Regions from separate parts of the Homo sapiens genome. Here region 2 is linked to region 1. Evidence: read pairs that join two places in POLR2A ChIA-PET (ENCODE). Cell type or tissue: OCI-LY7. All regions are shown on one strand. Each heading gives the region's core, and the rest is flanking DNA. Links, peaks and the distances in the headings are about the cores only. Region 1 overlaps APLP2 (amyloid beta precursor like protein 2). Region 2 overlaps PRDM10 (PR/SET domain 10).

Evidence for each region. Peaks named below come from ENCODE experiments on the same cell type or tissue, not always from the same donor. Only the 100,000 strongest peaks of a DNase experiment are listed, where the experiment ranks them.
Region 2: POLR2A ChIA-PET joins it to region 1 with 7 read pairs; 9 of 35 experiments call an interaction of 5 or more read pairs at or near these places.

Annotation. Positions count from the first base shown.
Region 1 is chr11:130,078,272-130,086,728 of GRCh38, reverse strand. All of the region lies in intron 1 of APLP2 (amyloid beta precursor like protein 2), which reads right to left. It also overlaps the pseudogene RPL34P21. Among named protein-coding and RNA genes, the nearest start is that of APLP2, 13 kb to the right of the region's middle. In OCI-LY7, for the core only: no CTCF peak of the experiment used is centred there; a DNase peak (open chromatin) is centred at 4,028.
Region 2 is chr11:129,963,132-129,971,588 of GRCh38, reverse strand. All of the region lies in intron 1 of PRDM10 (PR/SET domain 10), which reads left to right. Among named protein-coding and RNA genes, the nearest start is that of PRDM10-DT, 35 kb to the left of the region's middle. RefSeq lists enhancers at 1-31, 5,001-5,295 and a silencer at 6,169-6,369. In OCI-LY7, for the core only: CTCF peaks have their summits at 2,502 and 5,176; DNase peaks (open chromatin) are centred at 2,508, 5,128 and 7,439; H3K4me3 peaks cover 1,823 bases; H3K27ac peaks cover 4,700 bases.

The sequences.
Region 1 (8,457 bases), core at 363-8,362:
AGTGAAGCTGGACCCTTACCTTAAACCATATACAAAACTGAACTCAAAATGGATCAAAGACCTAAGCTTAAGAGCTAAGACTATAAAACTCTTAGCTTAGAAGAAGACTTAGGAGAAAAGCTTCATAACATTATATTTCACAACGATTTCTTAAAAATGACACCAAAACTACAGGCAACAAAAGAAAAAAATAGATAAACTGGAATTCATCAAAGTTAAACTTTTGTGCATCAAAGGACACTATTGAGAGTGAAAACACAAACTGCAGAATGACAGAAAATATCTACAAATCACATATCTAATTAACATCCAGAATATATAAAGAACTCCAACAATTCAACAATAGCAACAAAACAATCTAATTCGAAAATGGGCCAAAGACTTCAACGGACATTTTTCCAAAGATATAAAAATGGTCAACATGAAAAGATACTCAACATCACTAGCTATTAGAGAAATGCAAATCAAAACAATAAGACACCGCTCCACGCCCATTAGGATAGCTATTATTTGAAAAAGGAAAGTAACTGTTGGCAAGGATGTGGAGAAATTGGAACCTTTGTCCACTGTCAGTGGGACTGGAGAACAGTAAAGTCACTGTGGAAAACAGTTTGGCAATTTCTCAAAAATTTAAGCACAGAATTACTATATGATCCAGCAGTTTCACTTCTTAGTAAATATCCGAAAGAACTGAAAGCAGGGACTCCCATATCTACATGTACGCCAATTTTCATAGCAGCATTGTTTACAGTAGCCAAAGGTAGAAACATCCCAAGTGCCCATTAACAGATGAATGAACAAAATGTGGTATATATGCACAATGGAATATTACTCAGTCTCGAAAAGGAATGGAATTCTGATGCACAAGCCTTGAAAATATACTAAATACACCAAACTCAAAAGGACATATTTTATGATTTCACTTACTTGAGCCCCAGAATAGGCAAATTCATAGATCACCAGGGGCTGGGGGATCCAGGGGAATAGAAAGTTAGTGTCTAATGGGTACAGGGTTTCTGTTTGGATGAAAAAGTACTGGAAATGGACAGCGGGGATGGTTGCACAATGTTGTGGATGTCCTTAATGCCACCGAATTGTACACTTAAAAACAGTTAAAATGAAAATGTTCCCTCTTCAATATTTTGGAAGACTATGAGAAGGATTAGTGTTAATTCTTCCTTAATGTTTAGTAGAATTCTCCAGTGAAGTCATCTGGTCCTGAGCTTTCCTTAGTTCGAAGTTTTTTTTGTTTTGTTTTGTTTTTTGGTTTTTTTTTTGAGATGGAGTCTCGCTCTGTTGCCCAGACTGGAGTTCACTGGCACAATCTCAGCTCACTGCAACCTCTGCCTCCCAGGTTCAAGCAATTCTCCTGCCTCAGCCTCCGGAGTAGCTGGGATTACACACACCTACCACCATGCTTGGCTAATTTTTTTGTATTTTTAGTAGAGACGGCGTTTCGCCATGTTGGCCAAGCTGGTCTCAAACTCCTGACCTCAGGTGATCAACCCACCTCGGCCTCCCAAAGTGCTGGGATTACAGGCATAAGCCACCGCACTCAGCCTGTTGGGAGGTTTTTGATTACTGACTCAATCTTCTTATTTGTTACTGATCTGCTCAAGTTTTCTATTTCTTCATGATTCAGTCTTGGTAGTTTGCACGTTTTTAGAAATTTACCCATTTCTTCTAGGTTATCCAATTTTTTGGCATACAACTGCTCATAATAGTCTCACGATACTTTTTATTTTCATGGTATCAATTGTAATGTCTCCTCTTTCATATCTGATTTTGTGTCTTCTGTTTTTCTTAGTCTAGCCAAGGGTTTGTCAATTTTGCTTATCTTTTCAAAAACCCAACTCTTTCTTTGATTTTTTTCTATTGTTTTTTTCTATTCTGTTTTCATTTATTCTGTTGCAAATTATTTTCCTCCTTCTGCTCACTTTGGGATTAGCTTATTCTTTTTCTAGTTTGAGGTGTACAATTAGGCTGTTTGAGATCTTTCTTATTTTTTTAATGTAGGCATTTACTGCTATAAACTTCCCTCTCAGTGGTGCTTTTGCTGCATCCCAAGGGTTTTGGTATGTTGTGTTTTCATTCGTTCAAAACATCATCTAATTTCCCATTTGATTTCTTCTTTGGCTCAATGGTTAAGACTGCTGTTTACCAAGGGTGTGTTTAATTTCCACCCATGAAGCCAGCATTACCCTAATAACAAAATAGGATTAAGACACTACAAAAAAAAGAACACTATAAGCCAATATCCCTGATAATCACAGACGCAAAGGATGTCAACAAAATACTAGCAAACTGAATCAGACAACACATTAATAAGATCATACACCTGGATCAAGTGGGATTTATCCCTGGGATGCAAGAATGGTTTAACACATACAAACCAAAAAATGTGGCATATCACATTAACAGAATGAAGGACAAAAATAATATGATACCCTCAAAAGATGCAGAAAAAGCATTTTTTTTTTTTTGAGACGGAGTCTCGCTCTATCGCCCAGGCTGGAGTGCAGTGGTGCAATCTCGGCTCACTGCAAGCTCCACCTCCCAGGTTCACGCCATTCTCCTGCCTCAGCCTCCCGAGTAGCTGGGACTACAGGCACCCGCCACCACGCCTGGCTAATTTTTTGTATTTTTAGTAGAGACAGGGTTTCACCGTGTTAGCCAGGATGGTCTCGATCCCCTGACCTCGTGATCCGCCTGCCTCGGCCTCCCAAAGTGCTGGGATTACAGGCGTGAGGCACCGCGCCCGGCCGAGAAATCGGAACTCCTGTATGCCGCTGGTGAAAAAATGGTGCAGCCACTATAGAAAATAGTATGAAGGTTCTTAAAAAATTAAAAGTAGAATTATCATATGATCTATCAATCTCACACCTGGGTATACAGCAAAAGAATTAAACTCATTATCCCAGACAGATATATGCATTCCCATGTTCACTGCAGAATTACTGACAATAGCCAAGACATGGAAACAACCTAAATGTCCATCGAGAGATGAATGGATAAGGAAAATATGATATATACATAAAATGGAATATTGTTCAGCCTTAAAAAAAATGTAAATTCTGCCACATTCAACAACATGGATGAACCTGGAGGACATTATGCTAAGTAAAATAAACAAGTCACAAAAAGACAAGTACTGCATGATTCCCCTTATATGGGATATCTAACATAATCAAATTCACAGAACTGTCACTGACACAGGCTGAAGGGAGGAAAAAACAGTTGCTATTCAACAGGTATAAAGTTTCCGTTTTGCAAGATGCATAAGTTCTAGAGATTTGCTGTATAACATTTTCTCTACAGTTAACAATACTGCATTGTGCACTTAAAATTTAGATCTCATGTTAAGTGTTCTTACCACAAAAAAAAAATGTTTTAAGGCAGGGCTTGGTGGCCCACACCTGCAATCACAGCACTTGGGGAGGCCAAGGCAGGACTGCTTGAGGCCACGAGTTCAGGACCAGCTTGGGCAAGAGAGCAAGTCCCCATCTCCACAAAAAAAATGTTTAATTACCCAGGCATGATGGCTCAACGCCTGTGATCCCAGCTACTTGGGAGGCTGAGGTGGGAGAGTCATTTGAGCCCAGGAGGTTGAAGCTCTAGTGAGCTATGATTGTGCCACTGCACTCTGGCCTGGACAACAGTGTGAGACCGTGTCTCAAAAAAAAAAAAAAAAAAAAAAAAAAAGAAAAGAAAAGTTTCAGTGGTTAATATATTTTGTTATGTACATTTTACCATATACACAAAAAGATCTGTGGACTTTAGGCTGTTCAATTTAGAAAATGCTTATGTCTTGTGGCTGACATGTGTAAAACATCTGGAAGGAAACACTATAAATCAGTAAGAAAACAGATAACCTAGATTTTAAAAATCTGTATATGAAAAGCTTCCCCCCTCTCTCTTTCTGGGGATGCTGTCTATAGGCAATGAGTCTGACATACTGTCACAGGCTTTCCTACAATACAGCCTCTAACAAAACTAGGCTGTCCCAAATGCACCAACACCTGCAGTGGCGTGTGCCCAGGCTGACTTAGAGGGCTTCATGCTGGGAGACCAGGAGTTCTTATGAGGTTATTCAAAACAAAACACATGGCATCGGGGCCTACAGTGGTTCCATTTGTTTTGTGTTTGTGACCAGATCAAACGTGCTTTCCTTATTGAGAAGCAGAAAATCAGTGTGAAAGTATTAAAAGCACAAGCACAGAGTCAGAAAATTAAATTAAAAACTGAGACCGGATGAGGTGGCTCACGCCTGTAATCCCAGCACTTTGGGAGGCCGAGGCGGGTGGATCACCTGAGGTCAAGAGTTCAAGACCAGCCTGGCCAACATGGTGAAACCCCGTCTCTACTAAAAATACAAAAATCAGCTGGGCGTGATGGCGGGCACCTGTAATCCCAGCTGCTCAGGAGGCTGAGGCAGGAGAATCGCTTGAACCTGGGAGGCAGAGGTTGTAGTGAGCCAAAATCGTGCCACTGTACTCCAGCCTGGGCGACAAGAGCAGAACTCCACCTCAGAAACAAACAAAAAAAAAAATGAAGTTTTGAGTAATAAAAATTAAAAGGCTAAATTAATAAAATCTGTATGAGAAGACTGGAAAAGTGTTGACTACCATCTCTCCAACAGAAGAAGTTTCTAGTTATTATATCATCTTAAGAACCATACAGTGCCTTCAGCTATGGTGTTATTTGTTCTGTCACGGTGCCCTACATATGGCAATTCCATAAATGTTTGCTAATAATGATGACTATGAAAAGCCTCAAACGAACCAATTACCATAAAGTCTTCCATTTTAGATCAAGTCCTTTCCAGAGGTTCTTTTAAATGCCAATTTGGGATATAGCTACAATGATTTTTTTTTAAAAGATATCCACAGTATGCTGTTTACATTAGAGAAGAATGAGAAACATACATGTTCAGTTATAAAAGAATCAAATAAATTACAAAATAGGCAGTCCTCTACTTTCACATAAGGTATATTTCTGTAAACATGAACAAGTTACAAACATATGCATGTTATTTGGGGATTCTGCTACTAGCAAGCTAATAATTTATCAGATCCCAATTACTTCCAGTGTTTTAGGGGGGAAAACACCCTTGAAAATTTCCAGCATTTTATAGGCATTCCTTAATTTTTTTCCACATAATTGAACCCACTGAGCATTTATATAAGTTCAAAGAAACTACCTAGAAAAACACCAAAAAAGCACCAGTTATCACCATGTGCTTATCAATAAAATAAACATTTTCCCTCCTTTTTATCACCCTTATAAAATGAGGGTAAAATAGTCAAGTAACAGTTCAATACTACTGCAAATATCCAATCACTGGCTAGTAGGCAACATCCCTATGCAATAACTCAAAATGTTCATACAATAGTTTAGTTACTCAAATCCAAATTCACAGCATGAATACCTATTTAGAGGGATGAATGTTGTACATTTAAAATTGCAGAGTGTTCAAAAGCCCCAAACCATCAAGTGTGATCCCAAAAAAAGCTATACACGTTACAAAATATGTAATGACCTGGAAATTATTCAATATGTTAAATGAAGGAAAAAACGGGTTATACACACATAAGGGGGAATCTACTCTTTTGTTTTTGGGGGGGTTTGTTTTTTGTTTTGGTCAAAACTGTATTTTCTAAATTTTTTGTAATAACTTGGAGAACTTAAAGGTTTGGAGTTTGTAGCTCAAAGCATATGAATCTAGAAAGATAAATCCAACGACCGGACGTGGTGGCTCACGCCTGTAATCCCAGCACTTTGGGAGGCCGAGGCAGGTGGATCAGGAGATTGAGACCATCCTGGCTAACACAGTGAAACCCCATCTCTACTAAAAATTAAAAAAAATTAGCCAGGCACGGTGGCGGGCACCTGTAGTCCCAGCTACTTGGGAGGCTGAGTCAGGAGAATGGCGTGAACCCGGGAGGCGGAGCTTGCAGTGAGCCGAGATCACGCCACTGCACTCCAGCCTGGGCAACAAAGCAAGACTCCATCTCAAAAAAAAAAAAAAAAAGAAAGATAAATCAGAAACTGACAGGACTCCACAGAGTTCAGCTTACAGTCATCACAGTCCAGGAACTTACAGTAAGATCCTGGATTGCTAGTGTCCTCAGGCTCCAGGTAGAATGAAAATTTTTGTCTGGAACACACATTAGCCTAGACCTCAAATTAATCAGTCTGTAAGCACCTGTATAAATAAAATGTCTGGCCGGGCACGGTGGCTCATGCCTGTAATCCTAGCACTTTGGGAGGCCAAGGTGGGTGGATCACTTGAGGTCAGGAGTTTGAGACCAGCCTGGCCAACATGGTGAAACCCCATCTCAACTAAAAATACAAAAATTAGCCAGGCATGGTGGCTGGCGCCTGTAATCCCAGCTACTCAGGAGGCTGAGGCAGGAGGCACCTGAACCCAGGAGGCAAAGGTTGAGACAAGACCACACCACTGCACTCCAGCCTGGTCAACAGGGTAAGATTCCGTCTCAAAAAATTATAATAGTAATAAAGGCAATGCTCTCTTCCCCCAAAACTTAGGAGGCTATTAACTTTGAAATCAGAACTTGACAAGTATATTACAAAAAGAGAAAAATTACAGGTCAAACTCACTTATTAGCAAAGAGGCAAAACTCCTGAACAAAATTTTTGCAAACCAAATGCAGAAAATAAACCAAGTTTGGTTCATTTCAGGAATGCAAAGTTTCCTACATACTGCACTCTCAAAATTAAATTCATATCATCATCTTATACTTGGCAAAAAAAGATGTTTGAAAAAAACTCAACATTCATTCATGACAAGAATCTTTGGCAAACTTAGAATATAAACTCTTCCTTATCCGATAAAGGGTCTGGTATCTACCAAAAAACTACGAGTATCATATAAATTGCAAAAACAGTTTCCCTCTGAGAGAAGTCAGACTAAGACACTAGCTATTGTCTTTTCTATCTGAACATTTTAGCTGGGGCAGCAAAGCAAGAAAAAGAAATAAAAGTTACAAGGATTGAATGGAAAGAAATAGAACTGTCACAATTCACAGAATATACTCAGAAAAATTTAAAGTTACAGATAAATTATTATAATTAGTATACATGTTTAGCAAGATTACTGGATACAAGGTCAATCTGAAAAATATCAATTGTATTTTTCACAAACACACAAACCAACAACAAAAAATCTTAAAGATGCCATTTATAATAGCATAAAAAAGATCAAATGACTATGAATAAATCTAACAAAAGATACACAAGATCTCTATGCAGAAATCTACCAAACATTGAAGGCAGAATTATAGAGGGCCTAAATAAAACACATGTCATGGGCCGGGCGTAGTGGCTCACACCTATAATCTCAGCACTTTGGTAGGCCAAGGCGGGAGGATCATCTGAGGTCAGGAGTTTGAGACCAGCCTGACCAACATGGTGAAACCCCATCTCTACTATAAATACAAAAATTAGCCTGGCATGGTGGTGGGTGCCTGTAATCCCAGCTACTCAGAAGGCTGAGGCAGAAGAATCGCTTGAACCCGGGAGACAAAGGTTGCAGTGAGCAGAGACTGCACCACTGCACTCCAGCCTGGGTGACAGAGCAACAACCTGTCTCAAAAATAAATAAATAAATAAATAAATAAATAAAAAAAATACATGTCATGTTCCCGGATTGGAAAACTAGGTATTTGAAAAATGTCAATTTTCCCCCAATTAAACTATAGACCCAAAGCAAAAGCAAAATTCTAACAAGAAGCTGTTTTGGTAAAATGTGGCAAATTTATGTGAAAAGAAAAAGGTTAAGGGAAGAGCTAAGATGCTATTCAAGACAAGCAAGGAAGGGCTTGATCTAGTAAATATAAAATCTTATTATATAATAATTAAGACAATGTGGAGTTGGTGCAAGGATAAACAAAGAGAACAATGGAATAGAAGGGAGAACCCAGGAACAGATTCACGCACAGGGAGATACTTGATTACAAGGGTGACAGAGCCGAGCAGAAGGGAAAGGATGACCTTGACAATAAATGGTGCAGGCCAGATATCCATAAGGAAAAAAACAGAAATGAAATGGCCCTTAACTTCACCTCTACACAAAAATCCAGATAAATTATAGCTCCAAAAGCGAAAGGCAAAAAAATAAAGTTCCCCATTGACAATATAGGAGACTATCGTTATATCCTCAGGGTAGGAAAAGACTTCTCAAACAGGATACAAAAAGCACCTACCATAACAAAAAAAGAAAAAGAAAAGACAAGACTAAAAAATTAGACATTAAAATTAAGAACTTCTTCAAAAGACATCACTAAGAGTGAAAAGGCAAACCACACAGAGAACAGCATTATCTTAATAACCTCAAAGTGGAAACAACTCAAACGTCCATCAACAGCAGAACAAACTGCGTGGTTTATTCATATAATGGAGTACTATGCAGCAACGGAAATGAGTGAGCCACAGCTA
Region 2 (8,457 bases), core at 316-8,315, 120 kb after region 1:
GATTGTAAATACACCTATGGGCACTCTGTATCTAGCTCAAGGTTTGTAAACACACCAATCAGCACCCTGTGTTTAGCTCAAGGTTTTTGAGTGCACCAATGGACACTCTGTATCTAGCTGCTCTGGTGGGGCCTTGGAGAACCTTTGTGTCGACACTCTGTATCTAACTAATCTGATGGGGACGTGGAGAACCTTTGTATCTATCTCAGGGATTGTAAATGCACCAATCAGCACCCTGTCAAAACAGACCACTGGGCTCTACCAATCAGCAGGATGCGTGTGGGGCCAGATAAGAGAATAAAAGCAGGCTGCCCGAGCTAGCGGTGGCAACTCGCTCGGGTCCCCTTCCACACCGTGGGAGCTTTGTTCTTTTGCTCTTTGCAATATATTTTGCTACTGCTCTTTCTGGGTTCACACTGCTTTTAAGAGCTGTAACACTCACCGCGAAGGTTTGCAGCTTCACTCCTGAACCAGCGAGACCATGAACCCACCAGAAGGAAGAAACTCCAAACACATCTGAACATCAGAAGGAACAAACTCCAGACGTGCCACCTTAAGAGCTGTAACACTCATCGCGAGGGTACGTGGCTTCATTCTTGAAGTCAGTGAGACCCAGAACCCACCAATTTCGGACACAATTTTAGTCAGCTTTAGGATGTGACAAGTGAACAACTGGCAAAAAAGTTGGTGGAAAACTTTGGACTACCTAATCTTGCTTCATTTAACACTTAAAAAAGAAGGGGGGTCGGGTGCCGTGATTCATGCCTGTAATCCCAGCAACTTGGGAGGCCAGGGTGGGTGGATCACCTGACGTCAGGAGTTCGAGACCAACCTGGCCAACATCGTGAAACCCCGTCTCTACTAAAAATACAAAAAGTTACCCAGGCATGGTGGTGGACACCTATAATCCCAGCTACTCAGGAGGCTGAGGCAGGAGAGTCCCCTAAACCCAAGAGGCGGAGGTTGCAGTGAGCTGAGATCGTGCCACTGCACTCCATCCTGGGCAACAAGCGAAACTCCATCTCGAGAAAAAAAAAAAAAAAGGTTGGGTATGATTGTTACATGGTTCATTAGTGGAGTCATTTATACTGGAATCATCATGCAGGGTCCAGTGTTCTTAGTTTGTGGGAAGAGAAGCAGTGTAGATTTGTGGCTGAGCATGTGGGCTAGGCGGCCTCGTGCCCAGGTTACATTGTAGCTCCTCTGCTTCCTAGCTCTGTTACCCAGGCAAAGTCGCTTCGCCTCTTTCTGTCTCCATCCATCACTTGTAAAGTAGAGATATAATGTGCCTACTTCAGAAGTTATTGTGAGGATTAAATGAACCAATATGTGTGGTTAGTGTAACGTCCTCAAGATTCCTCCCTGTTGAAGCATGTGCCAGAGTTCCCTTCCTTTTTAGGGAACATGCCTGGTTCATAACAAATGCTATTATAACATAACATGTCAGCTATTAATATTTCATGGTGCTATGTCTTCAGGGTCCTTGTCATCTGAACATATTTCAGAACTGTGGGCCTAGAATTTCTCTTCTAATTCTGAAATTAGTTCCGTTATTCTATGCCATAGAATTTGATTTCCTATTATCTTTCTTCCTCTTTTTTATAACTCAGTATCTTAAGATGTGTTTTCTCTATACACAGAGTAAAATCACTTACTTTTTTAGTTACCAGGTAGAATCTAATCTTAAGTATGAGTTTAGAAGGTGTGTTTTCTGTTTCTTGACATACAGGTGTTTTGTGTTATGCACAATTTACCATTGTATTGTTTTTGTTTTTGTTTTTTGAGACAGGGTCTCACTCTGTCACCCAGGCTGGAGTGTGGTGGCACAATCTCAGCTCACTGCAACCTCTGCCTTCCGGGTTCAAGTGATTCTTGTGTCTCAGCCTCCTGGGTAGCTGGGATTACAGGCACGCACCACCACGCCCGGCTAATTTTTTTTTTTTTTTTTTGTATTTCTAGTAGAGATGGGGTTTCACTATGTTGGCCAGGCTGGTCTCGAACTACTCTCCTCAAGTGATCCGCCCACCTTGGCCTCCCAAAGTGCTGGGATTACAGGCATGAGCCACTGTGCCAGGCCTTCCTATTTGTTAAATATCTAATATTCTTAGTTCTTTATCTTTATATATGAAGAAGGTGGAGCTCAGAGAGATTAAGCAAATTGCCAAAAGCTGTAAGTGGTAAATCCAAGCTTTGGAGCTAGGCTGTCTGATTCCAAAGACGACTCTAATACAAATATGTGCAAATCCAGCCCAAGGCCTGTAGTATTTATGGTAACTCACTTAAACCAAGCCCAAGTATCATTTCTTTAAATGGAGACTAATTGCTATATAAATATTCCTGAAGAATACTCTTTTTATGCTTGGGTCAGCAAAAATCATCATATAGCTAGTGTATATTCGTTGAAAGAAAGGTGAAATATTAAATTTTTAAAAATGAGCAATTGCTTGTGTATCAGGCCAGAGTCTCTGGGTCAGCTAAGCCTTTTCCCCTAGAGGAAGCTTCCTGTCTGAACATATGTTTTTGCTAGCTGTGCAGCGGGGGAGTGTGTGGCAGGAGAGTGCCCAGCACCTTGCCAGCCTCCTGGCATCTGCTATTTACACCCTACCCAGCCTTTTTTGCTGCCTTGAGGTTTTTCCACTGCCAGGCAGCACAGAGCTGGCTGCTGTGTTAATTTTTTTGATGTTGTTATGATTTGATTTTTTGCACTCATCGTTTGCTATGTTTCTATATTGCAGTGTCGATGGGTGCATCAGCAGATATTGCTTAATTTTTGCCACATTTTACCCCAGCAGGGGGATGGTGAGTGGGTAGGGCTGTGGGGTGAACGGCACAATGGGAACTCAGGGCTCCTAGGAGGGCAGGCGATGGTGGAGGCTGGCACACTAGGCTCCTGAGTCCTACGTCCTGGGGGGTTCTGGATGTTGGCTTTAGCTGAGAAGGGCTTAGTGATGTTAGGAATGAGGCTGGTGGGTAGTGAGGGGGTAGGATTGCGGGGTGGGTGGCGGGAGCTCAGGGTAATATCAGAGAGAGAACAACAGAAAAATTCTGCTTCCACCACCCCCTCTCTTCTGTGGAACCTGGTCCCCGTCTGTCTGGGCTGTTCCCTGGTCCCATCCACAACCCCCTCCCCAGACTGGCACTCACCCTCCTCCGTTTTTGTCCTCAGTTTTTATGTTCATCTTGCAGGCTCATCAGTCTCCCTATAACTTCTTTCCATAGCATGTCTAGAGTTGGATTTCAGGGAGAGAGCCCACAGTTTGTGCTAGTTAGTTCATAATGAGCCGGAAAAGTTTATTTGTAAGTGCATTGTCTGGAATGTGGTACACTTCTTTCCATATCAATAATGACGTGTCTGGCATTTGAGGTGCGAGGCCAGTACAGAAACCTTTGTTGCTTCTTAATGTGTCTGAGGTTAATAATGTACCAACAGTGCTGTGGAACTTAACCACTGTGTGTCACAACATTTTAAGTGAAATTGTGTTTGTAGTTCAGCCTGGGATTCCAGGTACTCATCTACCTTTGAAGCTGAATCTGGGCCTCTTCCTCCACCTCTGTGTGCAGCTGATGAAGGCAGGAGCTCCTGCATCCTAAGTCCCTGGGAGTTCTGGATGTTGGGTTTAGCTGAGAAGGGCTTAGTGATGTTGTCGGGGAGGCTGGTGGATGGTGAGTGGGTAGGGCTGTGGGGTGAAGGGCATGATGGGAACTCAGGACTCCTAGGAGGGCAGGTGATGGTGGAGGCTGGCACACTGGGATACTCCATTGTCTGGCGCCTGCCCAGCCTTATCGCTGAACTAGCTGGAAAAGTAGGGGTTTATCCTTCCTTCCTAATTCCCCTCACTCTTCATCACTGTCACTCTCACCCTGCAAGTGTCGCCATGGGGTGAGCTGCAAAGTGGGGTGTCATCTCTCCAACTAGATTGTGAGTTCTCTGGGAGCAGAGATTTTTGCTCACCTTTTTCTCCCCAGTGCTTGCCATGTACTAAAAAATGTGTTTGATGTTCACCAAGCATGAAAAAAATTGCTACCCTTTCTTGAATGTTCATCGTTGTTATGTGATCACAAATATTGCCATATTTTATTGAGCCTAAGATGTTGATGGTAAGATACACAGTGATTTTACACATTAGTAAGAAAGAAAAAATCTTGCCAATTGTACTTCTGACACAAGTGGGTTTTTTTGTTTATTTTTTTGTTTTTTGAGATGGAGTCTCACTCTGTCACCCATGCTGGAGTGCAGTGGCGCAACCTCAGCTCACTGCAACCTCCGCCTCTCTGGTTCAAGCAGTTCTCCTGCCTCAGCCTCCTGAGTAGCTGGGATTACAGGTGCATGCCACCACGCCAGCTAATTTTTGTATTTTTTTTAGTAGAGATGGGGTTTCACCATGTTGGCCAGGCTGGTCTCGAACTCCTGACCTCGTGATCCACCCACCTCGGCCTCCCAAAGTGTTGGGATTACAGGCATGAGCCACCGCGCCCGGCTTCACAAGTGCTTTCTGTCATTTAGTATTTTAATTATATACTTATTGAAAGAGCTCTTCTAGATTCGTTTAGACATTGATTTTTATCATATCACTCTTTGGCATACAAAAGAGGGAAAATATAAAGAGAAATAGATTGACTAAGATATTCCTAAAATTTCTCCAAGAGTCTGATTCTTCAGAATCTTTTTGGACTCGGAGTTCTTCATGTGGGTGGTTTTCCACACAGTATCATTCTCTATGCCACCAAGAGCGTTGTTGATGTGGCGTTTCTTAACAGAGGGCACACCACTGTCTCCAGGAATCTCCTCTAAGCATCTATTACCTGTTCTGCAAATTTTAATCCTGCTGTTTTCTCACTCAACCTCAGGCCATTTTTTCCCCGTGAATCTCAGTAATAACAACACATCATGCAGCTTCATCCACATGGGCTGTCTTTTATACCCAGGTTCTGTAAGGGCCTCGGTTGGTTAAGGTCATTTTTCCAATGGTAGATATTTGCTTCTCTAATAAAATTTATGCCCTGCTACTGTTCCCATGTCTTTCGGTTTTAATACCAAGTTATCGTGTCATCTTTTTGAAGACATTTAAAGTGGCAGTTAGGCTCAGTATGTCAACAGTGCACATGACTCATTCGAAGTGAGATCACACATGAGTGGGCAGTGACCCTATGTCCTGACTGCCACCTGGATGACAGTAACTGCAAGATGCCACTGATTGTAAAATAGATCCCTATTTCAGAAATGTTAAAACATGGGGGGAACGTACTTTGTAGACTCGATGAAATACATAACATGTAGTTAATTTTTACAGCAACCATGCAGGGCAGGTAATTTGGATTTTTTATTTGTTTGTTTGTTTGTTTTGAGATGGAGTCTCCCTCTTGTTGCCTAGGCTGGAGTGCAGTGACTCGATCTTGGCTCACTGCAACATTCACCTCCCAGGTTCAGGCGATTCTCCCGCCTCAGCCTCCCGAGCAGCTGGGACTACAGGCACACGCCACCAAGCCTGGCTAATTTTTGTATTTTTAGTAGAGATGGGGTTTCACCATGTTGCCCAGGCTGGTCTCGAACTCCTGACCTCAAGTGATCTGCCCGCCTCAGCCTCTCAAAGTGCTGGGATTACAGGTATGAGCCACTGTGCCCGGCTGGTAATTTGGATTTTTAAGTGAGGATACTGAGGATCAGAGTGTTTGGCTTACTAACGCCCCAACTAAGTACATGGAAGATTTGGGAGCTCAGAACCCAGATTTGTCTGATTGTAAAGTTCACACTTTAGATACTGTACAATGCTGTTCAGGAAAAAAACAACTAGACTAGAAGCTGCAAGAAGCCAGGGATCTTTTTTTTTGTATATATATATTTTTTTTTTTGATAAACATGTTTCTTAAGGACCTAGAACAGTGCCTGGCACATACCAAGTACTAATAAATACTTGTTGAATAAAGTCAATCATTAGAGAGAAAATAGAAATGCAACCATATCATTCTCTTCCTGGAAATGAAATCTCTAACTCTTTTGGGACAGGGGGAAAAGGACAGAAGATGGCTGCTGTTTTCTAGACAAGGTATAGCTGTGGCTGTCCATTCCCTCAGGTCGGTAGGAGACGCAAGAAGATGAGGGGTGAGAGTCTATCCCTGGTTACCAGAGCTGTCAGCACCTGCCAGCTGGACAGCAGTAACATGGCTCCTGCCCCTGGGATTCTTCTACTGTCTCCTGTAAATCAAAATCAACAGGGCTGTAAACATTGTGGAGTTAAAAAGAAAATTAATAAAGGAAAATCAATATGACAAGCCTTACTATCAAAGATATTCATGTACAGGGAATGTATTGTTAGATTTCTTTTCTTTCTTTCCGTTTTTTTTTTCTTTGAGACAGGGTCTTGCTGTGTCGCCCAGGCTGGAGTGCAGTGGCACGATCTGGGTTCTCTGCAACCTCTTCCTTTTGCGTTCAAGCAACTCCTGTCTTGCTGATAAAATCCTCAGCCTCCTGACTTGCTGACAAATCCTCAGGCTGACCTCAGGCTGATCTGCCCGCTGCGGCCTCTCAAAGTGCTGGGATTACAGGCGTGAGCCACCTCGCCCAGCCAAATTGTTAGATTTTTAAAGAGTATAAAATGTTTTGAAAATTCTGAAGCTCTGTATGGCTCGTTTGTGAAATATGAAAATTGATATATTTAATCACCTACTATGTACTAGACCTTGTGCCTAGAGTTGTTACATACATCATTTCACCCTCACAATAAAATTATCTCCATTTTACATATGATAGATAATCACTTTAACTGCGCTAGTATCTTCCCTCAGAGATTCCAAAAAATGTGGGATACTAACACATAAAATGCAAGATACATTGTAAAGCAATGTATGTCCAAAAGTTCTCATCATAGTGTCACATGTAATTGCAAAATATTAGAAATAACCTAAGCGTTTATGAATGCAAGATTAAAAATATGCAGCTGTAATGAAGAATGAGGAATGTCTGTATATATATGGAACAATATGAAAGGTATGATATTACATGGGACAAACAAGATATAGAAGAAATGCTACCTTGTATGGAATCAGTAGTGTGCATCTATTTGTGGTTGGAGAGGGAGAGAGTATATATGTATGCTTGTGTGTATGCACACAAAATAATTTTTGGAAGAAAATACAATAAATTGATAATATAGGTTGCTTCTGAGGAACGGCTAGGGCATTCCAGGTAGGGAGATTGTCCACTGTATACCTTTTTGTGCCTTTTGAATTTTGAGCCAGCTGCATTTACTACCTATTAAAAGAGATACAAATAAAATTAAAATAGAAGAAATAAAGTATACCTTTCTAGAAATGAAAACAAAGACAAAAAGACTCTCTGGGCTGTGTGTGTTTTGTGAGGGCATGGGCTGTACCTGCCGATCCCCGCAGCACCCCAGTGCCTAGCATAGTACACGCCTGCGCATTTGTGCCATCAGTGAGCCAAGCTGAAGGAAACAAGCCACTCAAATTCCTCTATCGGAAGGACACCACATCTCTTCTGTGGTGTCTCTGCTAAAAATACATATCCTGAATCTAACCATGAAGAAACATCAGACAAACTTAAATTGAGGAGCATTCTGAAAAATAAATGACCTGTGCATTTCACAAATGTCAAGGTCATGGCAGACCAAGAAAGAGCAGGGAACCGTTTGGGATTGAAGGAGACTGAAGGGCAGGACAGCTGAGCGTGCTGTGTGCAGTACCGGATTGCATCCCAGGCCAGGAGAAAAAATGTCGTATTCTTTTTAAAGGACATTCATTAGAGTTGACAAAACTTGAATAAGGTCTGTGAATTAGGTAATATTACTGTTACCGTGTTAACAGCCTCATTTTGATAGTAGTACTGTGGTTATAAGAAAATCTTCTTGTTTTTAAGAATTAGGCACTTAGGAATTTAGGGGGAAAGGGGCATTGTGTTGGCAACTTACTCTCAAATGGTTCAAGTGAGAAAAGGGAGGGAAAGAAAGAGAAAGAGGGGAAATAGTAAAGTAAACATGGTACAATGTTAACATGCAGGGAACTGGAGTGAAGAAACACAGGAATTCTTTGTACTATTTTGACAACTTTTATGTCTGAAGTTATTTCAAAATAAACAACTTTAAAAAAAAAGTTTCCTACATGGAACATGTTATGACTTCTTCTCTTCTCTTCTCTTCTCTTCTCTTCTCTTCTCTTCTCTTCTCTTCTCTTCTCTTCTCTTCTCTTCTCTCTTTTTTCTTTCAGCAGGGTCTCTCTGTGTTGCCCTGGCTAACCTTGAACTGGGCTCAAGGGATCCTCCCCCTCAGCCTCTTGAGTAGCTGGGACCACAGGTGTGTGCCACCACGCCGGGCTCTGATTTTGTAATTACTGAGCCTTTTATGTCCTTTTGTACAATTTTGTAGTTTTCTTCTTACAGATCTTTAGATGATTGGTGACATTTATTCCTTTCATTTTTTTTTTTTTTGAGATAGAGTCTCACTC